Linked DNA regions of Homo sapiens: region 1 is linked to region 2. Evidence: read pairs that join two places in POLR2A ChIA-PET (ENCODE). Cell type or tissue: MCF 10A. All regions are shown on one strand.

Evidence for each region. ChIA-PET counts read pairs that join two places held together with the same protein. Peaks named below come from ENCODE experiments on the same cell type or tissue, not always from the same donor. Only the 100,000 strongest peaks of a DNase experiment are listed, where the experiment ranks them.
Region 1: POLR2A ChIA-PET joins it to region 2 with 5 read pairs; 5 of 35 experiments call an interaction of 5 or more read pairs at or near these places.

Annotation. Positions count from the first base shown.
Region 1 is chr2:190,550,056-190,555,055 of GRCh38, reverse strand. The region is part of intron 1 of NEMP2-DT (NEMP2 divergent transcript); the gene reads right to left. It also overlaps a transcript of NEMP2 not described here, the pseudogene LOC124906136 and the pseudogene RN7SKP179. Among named protein-coding and RNA genes, the nearest start is that of NEMP2-DT, 18 kb to the right of the region's middle. In MCF 10A, no CTCF peak of the experiment used is centred here; a DNase peak (open chromatin) is centred at 2,985.
Region 2 is chr2:190,660,698-190,665,697 of GRCh38, reverse strand. All of the region lies in intron 4 of NAB1 (NGFI-A binding protein 1), which reads right to left. Among named protein-coding and RNA genes, the nearest start is that of NAB1, 14 kb to the right of the region's middle. In MCF 10A, no CTCF peak of the experiment used is centred here; no DNase peak of the experiment used is centred here.

The DNA.
Region 1 (5,000 bases), 110 kb after region 2:
GGAGCTTGCTGGAGCTTGCTGGAGGTCCACTCCAGACCCTGTTCGCCTGGGTATCACCAGCAGAGGCTGCAGAACAGCAAAGATTGCTGCCTGTTCCTTCCTCTGGAAGCTTTGTCCCAGAGGGGCACCCACGAGTTGCCAGCCAGAGCTCTCCTGTATGAGGTGTCTGTCGGCCCCTATTGGGAGGTGTCTCCCAGTCAGGATACCTGGGTGTCAGGGACCCACTTGAGGAGGCACACTGTCCCTTATCGGAGCCTGAACACTGTGCTGTGAGATCCACTGCTCTCTTCAGTGCTGCCAGGCAGGGACGTTTAAGTCTGCTGAAGCTGCCTCCACAACCGCCCCTTCCCCCAGGTGCTCTGTCCCAGGGAAGTGGGGGTTTTATCTATAAGTCCCTGACTGGGACTGTTGCCTTTTTTTCAGAGATGCCCTGCCCAGAGAGGAGGGAACCTGGAGAGGCAATCTGGCTGCAGAGGCCTTGCTGAGCTGCAGTGGGCTCCGCCCAGTTTGAAATTCCTGGTGGCTTTGTTTACACTGTGAGGGTAAAACCACCTACTCAAGCCTCAGCAATGGTGGACACCCTTCCCTCCACCAAGCTCCAGAGTCCCAGGTCGAGCTCAGACTGCTGTGCTGGCAGCAAGAATTTTAAGCCAGTGGATCTTAGCTTGCTAGGCTCTGTGGGGGTGGGACCTGCAGAGCCAGACCACTTGGCTCCCTGGCTTCAGTCTCCTTTCCAGGGGAGTCAACGGTTCTGTCTCCCTGGTGTTCCAGGCGCACTGAGGTATGAAAAAAAAACTCCTGCGGCTAGCTCGGTATCTGCCCAAACAGCTGCCCAGTTTTGTGCTGGAAACCCAGGGCCCTGGTGACGTAGGCACTGGAGGGACTCTCCTGGTCTGTGGGTTGTGAGGACTGTGGGAAAAGCGCAGTATCTGGGCCGGAGTGCATGGTACAGTGCCTAATGACTTCCCTCGGCTAGGAGAGGGAGTTCCCCTGACCCCTTGTGCTTCCCGGATGAGGCGATGCCCCACCCTGCTTCAGCTCGCCCTCCTTGGGCTGCACCCACTGCCCAACCAGTCCCAGTGAGATGAACTGGGTACCTCAGTTGGAAATGCAGATATCACTCGCCTTCTGCATTGATCTCACTGGAAGTTGTAGACCAGAGCTGTTCCTATTCAGCCATCTTGCCAGCAATCTCTCTCAGCATGAATTTTAAGGTAAAAATATTAGAATGTAATAAAAGAGTCCATGGAGATGTAGGACAGGATCCTCCTCTCTGCCTCTCGGAGCACTCAGGAGTAAATGTTTGAGAAATGCTGCCACAATCACCAGAAATGTTCTGACATGGTCCTCTCACACCTATCATGAATCAAAGCTACTCATGTTCAGCAACACGCAGATTTTGTGATGCCACCTGGAGCTGCTCAAGCTACAGGCTCCACAAAGCTCTCTGCTGAAGTGGATGTTAGCTAGCACGAAAAAGCAAACCAGAGGATTTGTAGTCAGAAAACCTCAATTCAAATGCCACTCCTGTCACTTACAGGCTTTAAGGTGCTAGACAAAGCTTTTAGCCAGACCATGAGAGTGATCTGCCTGCAGCACCTGTCACCCTGTGGGTCCTCTGGGAGTATATGACTGATAGAGCTGACTAGGCAGGTTTCTACTTCTTTCCACATGCTACACAGGGATCTCACCAAAGCTGAGCCCTTGGTGGAAAAGTGAACACTTTGCAGGTAGAGGTGGTAAGAGTCCTTCTTGCTACAATCTTAAATCAAGTCATTTGAGTTCTCTAAGTTCAATTTTTTTTTTCTGACGAAGAATGGAATGCATAATAACAGTATCTCCCTAAGAGGACTATTTTGAGGATTAAATGAGGTAGTGTATGTGAAAACACTGTGTAAATAGACCTCTTCCTCTACAATAATAAGAATTGTTGTTTTTTAGTGTTACAGCTCTTTTAGAATTTGTCTAGCAGCTTTTCCAGGAAAACCCCTCACAAAAAAAAAAAAGAAATTGTTATTTTTATAATATTCTGCTTACGAACTGCTTTGTACCAAAGTTTTGTGTAAATTTGGTTTCCATTAATACTTGGAACACTTAATTTTTTTTAACTGGTTCTAGGACACAGATATTTTCTCTCTTTAACCATACCAGCAGTAGACTGAAAAAAATACACTGCTATACAATTCTTAGAGGATTTTATAACATTGAGAACACATTCCCTAAACTGTTGAAGTTACAATTACATTATCAAAGCTTAGAAAGTTAATACCAATTTACCATTTCTGATTCTTGTGAAAATGGGGATTCTACGTAGCAAAGAGAATTTTTTTTTTTTTGAGATAGGTTCTCACTCTATTGCCCAAGCTGGAGTGCAGTGGTGGGATCATAGCTCACTGTAGCCTCGAACTCCTGGAATCAAGCAATCTTTCTGCCTCAGCCTCCCAAGTAGCTGGGATTATAGGTGTGTGCCACCACTCCTGGCTATTTTTCTTTCACTGGTAGAGATGGGGTCTTGGTATGTTACCCAGGCTTGTCTTGAACTCCTGGCCTCCTGCCTTAGCCTCCCAAAGCACTGGGATTACAGCAGGAGCCACCTTGACCAGCCAAAGAAGAGAATATTTTTAATCTATTCAGTGGGTTCTGGGAAGATGACAGTGGCAGCAGTATATTTTAAAATCCAAATCTCAACATAAAAACAGAGTAACTACTTAACAAAATAAAAAACTCAGAGACAATATTTATAATGACTAGTTACCAGGCATCCACACTGATGAATGAAGACGAACCACCAAACAGCCACAAGACCTGAATTATATCAGCATCTGAGCAGGAGGAAGCAAGGGGGGAAGCAATGAAACTTGACAGACTTTGACAGACTTGAGAATGAGGGAAGCCCAAAACAGCAACAGCTATTTACTGGGAAACACGTGGGTAGGTCTTGCCCAACCCACAAGTTGTGAGTGCAAAAGGTCTGCTACAAAGACTGAGAGTGCTTAAGCAATCTAGATCTTACGATTTCTCTCTAGAAACATGACCTGCCCGGGCTCCCTTCCAGGATTCCCTTCCAGGACTGGGTCACACTAAAGAGAAATACCAAGTGGAATCAAAATGGAGCTGGACAGAGACATGGATAGCAGAACAACTGATAAAGGAGGCCCAGATAACGGGAGAGGAGGGAATAGAACCAGGAAATCTTATACGGCAAGCTGACTCTTTTTAATACATAAAAACAACAGAAGAGGGAGTTTGTGTGAAGTTAGAGAAGCTACCCAAAAATCACGAATCAGTCCTACTAACAGTTATGGAAAGACACTTTCATGTAAAAATTTAAAACAGAAAAGTATTGAGGCGAAATCTCTTGCACTTATTCCTAAGGGGAAAAAATGAGCAGAAAAATCCCTACACAAGAAAGACATGCTCACAGAACAAATCTAAACTATAACTTTCTATTTCAAAAGAAGCTAAAATACATTAAGAAAATGATACAAGAAATGAAATGCAAACATTAATCCAAATTTTAAAAACTCAGAATTGAGGTGGCAGAACTCAGGGGACAATTAGAAATAAAATAAAAATTATTTCAGAAATGAAACTATACTAGGAGAAACAGAAGAGCAAAGAAAACAAAACAAACTTTGCCCTAGGAGAAATAGAAAATTGAAAAAAGAAGAAAAAAAAATTAAATGAAAAAGAAATAAAGAAAAAGATTAAAACCATTAGAGAGAAATTGACAAATATTGAAGATGGATGAGAAGATTCAACCACAAATAACCAGAATCTATGAAGAAGAAAAGTAAAACAAGGGGACAAAACAAATATTTAAAACTATAGTTGGAGAAAATTTTCCCTAAACAATAATATGAAACTATATGTTGAAAAAGCACACTATGTAGCTGAGAATATTGACCTACAACAAATAACACCAAGATGTATTTCTAGTAAGATGGATGAACTTAAAAAAAAAAAAAAAAAGTCCATTGGCTATGAAGTCAAAACCAGCAAGTGATTTGTAAGGGTAAGAAGATTAGATTACCATCATATTTTTTACAACAATACTTTATGCCAAAAGAAAACAGAATAACATACTAAAGAGACTCAAGGAATACAATATGAACCAACATTAAAATGCTCAACTATAAAAGCCACTGAACAATATTTACAATGACTAGGTTACCAGGCATCCACACAAACGAGTGAAGACAAAAACTTTGAGAATACTGTTTTTTAGCCCTTCCTAAAGATTCTAGTGAATGAGTTTCAGATCATTAAAAGATATATCAACATGAGGACTGATGGTATACATTAAAGACAGTTACCTGAAACTAATAATAAGTGTGAGTTAAGAGAGAGCATAACATGTAAAGGCTACATTTGTACAAAATGCAGATATAGCACTGCTATTAAAAAATAGAGAAGGGAGATGATATGAAAAAAGTACTTTAAGCTGTATTTTGTTCTTATGCTATTGGTAGTAGTATGTGTATTATTATTCTGATCCTGTTGTGTGTGTAACGTGGAATAAAGTTAATGAGTAATTATGAGATATTCTAATTTCATCGCTATGGTTTGAATGTTTGTGTCCCCCCAAAATTTATATGTTGAAATCTTAACCCCCAAGGTGATAGTATTAGGAGGTAGGGCCTTGTCGGGGGATTAGGTTGTGAGAGCAGAGCCCTCATGAATGGAATTAGTGCCCTTATAAAAGATGCACCAGGTAGCTTGTTCACCCATTCCACCAGGTGGGGACATAGTAAGAAGGAGCCACCTATAAACTGGGAAACAGGCCCTCACCAGACATGGAATCTACCGGTATCTTGATCCTGGACTTCCCAACCTTCAGATTTGTCAAAAATAAATATCTGTTCTTTGTAAGCTATCCAGTTTATAGTATTTTGTTATAGCACCCCAAACAGATTAAGACACTGTCATCTACTGTATACCTGGGAACTAGGAATCTTGATATGGGGAAAAGAGATGCAATGTAGTATAAATAAAGCTAT
Region 2 (5,000 bases):
AGGGTCTTAGATTTGTAATGTCCCCAGATGCCCAGTAAAAAGAAAAAGCAAATAACCTCTAGGGAATTCACTTTCTTCCCGGGACTCCAAATGTTCTCACAGTTAAAGTTCCAAGAAATATGAATTCACATAAATCATAAAACATCAAAAGAAACAAGGCAACAAAAGTGAACACTAGTAGAAACAACAGACAGCAAAATCAGACCCTCAAAGACTTCATTTGAAGAAACAAAGGGATTTGAAAATACGACTAAAAAGCAGTACAGTAAAAATAACCACGAAACTTGAGAATCAGGAGAGGAGAATTGGACAGAAACAAGATTTTAAAAGTACACAATAAATAGCAGAATAACCACTAACTTTTTTTTTTTTTTTGAGATGGAGTCTTGCTCTGTCGCCCAGGCTGGAGTGCAGTGGCATGATCTTGGCTCACTGCAAGCTCCGCCTCCCAGGTTCACGCCATTCTCCTGCCTCAGCCTCCCGAGTAGCTAGGACTACAGGTGCCCGCCACCACGCCCCGCTAATTTACACAAAGGTATCTTTAATTACTAAGGGAAAACCACTAACATTATAGAATTTAATACCCCAAATAAATAGTAATTAAAAATGAGGGCAAAATAAAGATATTTTCCAGTAGGTAGGGAAGGACAGAGTTTGCCACCAGTAGGCCTTCATTAAGAAAATCCTAAAAGAGCTTTCGATAGAAGGAAGCTAATCCCAGATGATAAATCTGTACAGAAAGTATATCAGGGCTAGAGGGGAGATACAAATAAAATAATGGAAAAAAATCCAAAATATTAGTCATATAATAAATGTACATGGACCAAATATTCCAGTTAAAAAACAAAGCATGTCTGACTGGGTTCTTTAAAATCCAACTGATCAGTATTTATAAAAGATATATATAAAACATGGATTCAGAAAGGCTGAAAATAAAAGGATGATATAAAGATATAATAAGGAATAGACCAGGTGTGGTGGCTCACGTCTGTAATCCCAACACTTGGGGAGGCTGAAGCAGATAGATCGCTTGAGCCCAGGAGTTTGAGACCAGCCTGGGCAACGTGGAAACCCTGTCCCTACAAAAAAAAAAAAAAAAAAAAAAAAAAAAGGAAAGAAGAAAGAAAGAGAGGAAGAAAGGAAGGAAGGAAGGAAGGAAGGAAGGAAGGAAAAAAGAAAAGAAAGAAATTAGCTAGGTGTGGTGGCACATGCCTGTGGTCCCAGCTACCCAGGAGGCTGAGTGGGAGAATCACCTAAGCCTGGGAGGTCGAGGATACAGTAAGCTGTGATCTCACCACTGCATTCCAGCTAGGGTGACAAAGTGAACCCTGTCTCCAAAAAAAAAAAAGATATAAAGATGTAATAGGCAATGACTAACAAAAAGAGAGCTCATGTATTTATATCAACATTAAAGAAAATAGCTTTCTAAAGCAAAATACATTATTAAAGGTTAATAAGATTACTGCGTAATACAAAGAGAAACAGACAACACTACAATCAGTAAAATTTTAGTACACAACTCTTTTTACTGACAGAGCAAGCAGACAAAATAATAGTTAAGAATATAAGATTTGAATGACAGAATTAATAAGCTTGTTAGAACAGACACATATAGAACACTCTACTAACAACTGCTTAAGATATCGTTTCCAAACGTAAAAAACACAGACCACAAAATGAATCATAACTAAACTCTCAACAAATTTTAAAGGGTTGGCATCACACAAACCATGTTCTCTTGCCCTCAATGTAATTAAGTCAGAAATCATTAGGAAAAATAAGGAAAAAAAATTACTCATATTTGGAAATAAAGAAACACTTTTAAATAACACATGGTCAGAAATCATAAAAATAATTAAAATTGAAAAATAATAAAATAACCTCATAACAAAACTTTGGGAATAACACTGAATCAATACATAGTGAAAATTTATACTTTAATTGCTCATATTAGAAAAAGAATGACTAAAAATTAATGAACTAAGCACCCAAATTAAGTTAGATAAGAACAATAAAATAACTAAGAGAGGAGACAAATATATACACGTGTACAGCACAAGCAAGAATAGCAACTAAGCCCAGAGTGGCTTCTTCAAAAAGATCAGAGGTTGGCAAGCTTTTTCTGTAAAAGGCCAGAGAGTAAATATTTTAGGCTTTACGGGCCAAACAGCCTGTGTCACAACTACTTAACTCACCATTGTAGCTCAAAATCAGCCACAAACAGTACATAAATAAATAGGCCCAGCTGTGTGCCAATAAAAATTTATTTATAAAAACAGGAGGTGAGTGAGACTGGGCACACAGACCCTAGTTTGCAGATCTCTAAAAAAGAATAAAATTGGCAAACCTTTGGCAAGGTTGGTCAGGAGCTAAGGAGAGATAAGTGTACAATCAATATTAGGTCAATATTAGGTCTTAAAAAACTATAAATAACTTTACGCCACTAAGTTTGAAAACTCAGATGAAATGGATATTCTTAGAAAAATGTAACTTACCAAAATTGACTCAAGAAATAGACTACCATAATTCATTTTTAAAAATCATCAGAAGGAAAAGTCCAGCATTTCAAGTGTTAGATGCTGAAATCTATGAATTCTGAGATTGAGAGTTCAGAATAAAACAAGCTAACTTAATAATGTGACCACGTTTATGCGGTTCTCAGATTCAGCATTCCTCCTCTCTCAAAGGTGAAATTGCTGGCCTCCTCTGAAACACTCAGCCTTGACTTCTCAGCACTATAATGGAAACTGACCTAAGCTTGGCATCACTGTTTATTCTATAGGCCTGGGTCCTTATCTTGGTAACCTGCTCAGCACCCCAATTCCTGCAGAGTTTCTTCTGCTCAGCTTACAGTTACCCGCTGACTACATTCTCCTCTTCTCCTTCCTATCTTTCTAGAGCTCTTTGACTGGAAGCTGCTATCTGCTGACAAATATTCTGTAATGCCAAATTATCTACCTGCTTACATTTCTGAGTATTACAAGTTTCTACATTCTCTATTGCCTTGCTGTTCCCAAGTTTTAGTTGCTCTCTCCTCATCCATTCACTGATTTAACATTAGGGGTACACTGCTTGCCTAGTTTACCACCTACTATCTATTAACACCCCTTATGATAGATGCAACATTGCCTGCTGGCTTTTTTCTGATATCGCCTCTGGGTTTGTCCCTTGGCACCTGCCGAACACCAGCAAGGTGTGTGGTTCTAAGCTTCAGCCCTCACTCTCTTCACAATCTGACACCTATAAAACAGACTGTACTTAGCCAGGCTGTAGGACTATTGCTGATTCTTTAGCTTAAAAAAAAAAAAAAGAGGGGCTTAACAATAAGTCATTCCATAATTCTTTACGGTGTACATTTGGAAACAAATTATGTTATTATAAATATATAAACAAATATTTTCTTCTTCTTACAAGAAAAATAATCTTATGTACTTGAACAGTTGAAAAAAACTTACAGGTATAGATAGCTTCCTGAATTTCATCCACCAGTGACCTACATACAGCTCTATGTCTTGAAAGATTAAGAGAACAGTATCCACACAATTTATATGAAGAAAATCCTCAGAACAGTGAGATTAAGCCAACAATGAATTAAGAGTAAGTCATGTATTCCTTATGTGGAAATTGAGTACAAACTAGCAACATTCTTTAATCTCAGGAACTTAGAACTAAAAAAACTTCTGCTAATTTTAAATAATCAGGAGAAAAAATACAAAATTCTCATAATACCTAAAAGATATACCTAATAGTACCTTCTTTCAATTCCCCCAGGATTCTGTAATTTCTTCCAAGATCTTGGATAGTTACTAGTTTTAAGAAAGCTTCCTGATTCACAAACATTTATCCTAAACTATATTATTGGACCAGATTCACATACTGGAGTACAAGTAACAAGAAGGCCTAAGTTAAGTTTCAAAAACACAAGCCACAACTTCCAAAGCCCCCACCCCCACATTTCAGCCTACTGGCATTCATTTTGAGTATTTCCTTATTTTGTGAAATTCATGGTCTCATCACTTAAATATCATATGTACCTACTTATCTAAAGAGGCAAAGAGCCCCTTAGCAAAAGCTAAGTGTAAAATAATTCTTTTTACATTTTTTAAAAGTAGGGTATGATTTTTTTTTAAGTCAGGTTAACTAGGTTTGTTAATCTTTTAGAAATACTTTTACTTTGATAAAAAACACATGTATTTCGACTCAACTTTGTATTTCATCTGCTATGTTTTAAAAATTATAAGAAAACTAGGTTAAAGCATGAAACTAAAATTGCCAACACATTTTGCCTTTTGTTTTTCTACTAATGACAGCCATATAGCCCTTTTAGTGGATTCCTCTACTGGTTCAAAGGATACTCCCAAAATAGATCAAGTCACAGGCTGGCTATGACTTAAGTAATTCTGCTAACCAATTATCTGATCTCAAGCTCCAACATTCATGTCTAAAATCATTTATTTAAAAAGATCAGGCTAGGTACAGTGGCTCATACCTGTAATTCCAGCACTTTGGGAGGACAAGACAGTTCTATCAGTTGAGCCCAGGAGCTTGAGACCAGCCTGGGCAACAATGGAGAAACTCCCATCTCTATGAAAAACTTAAAAAATTAACTTGGTGTGGTGGCACACACCTGTTGTCCAAGCTACTCAAGAGGCTGAGCAGGGAGGACTGCTTGAACCCTGGAGGTCCAGGCTGCACCCACTGCACTCTAGCTTGCGTGACAGAGTGAGACCCCCATCTCAAAAAAAAAAAAAAAATTAGCTATGACATAGTCTTTTTAACTTTTGAAAACGCATTTATTTTCCAAGCACTTATTGTGTACATTTGACTCTGGGGATATAAAGATGAAGGAGACATTATCTCTGCCTTGAAGAAACCCAGAGTATACTGTGAAGCACAGACCAGTATACAAATAAGTACAATAAGAAGTTAAAGTTATTGTGACAAAAGTATATGTAGGGATAAAAATGGAAAGGAACGGTCATTCTACTTGAAGGAAAAGA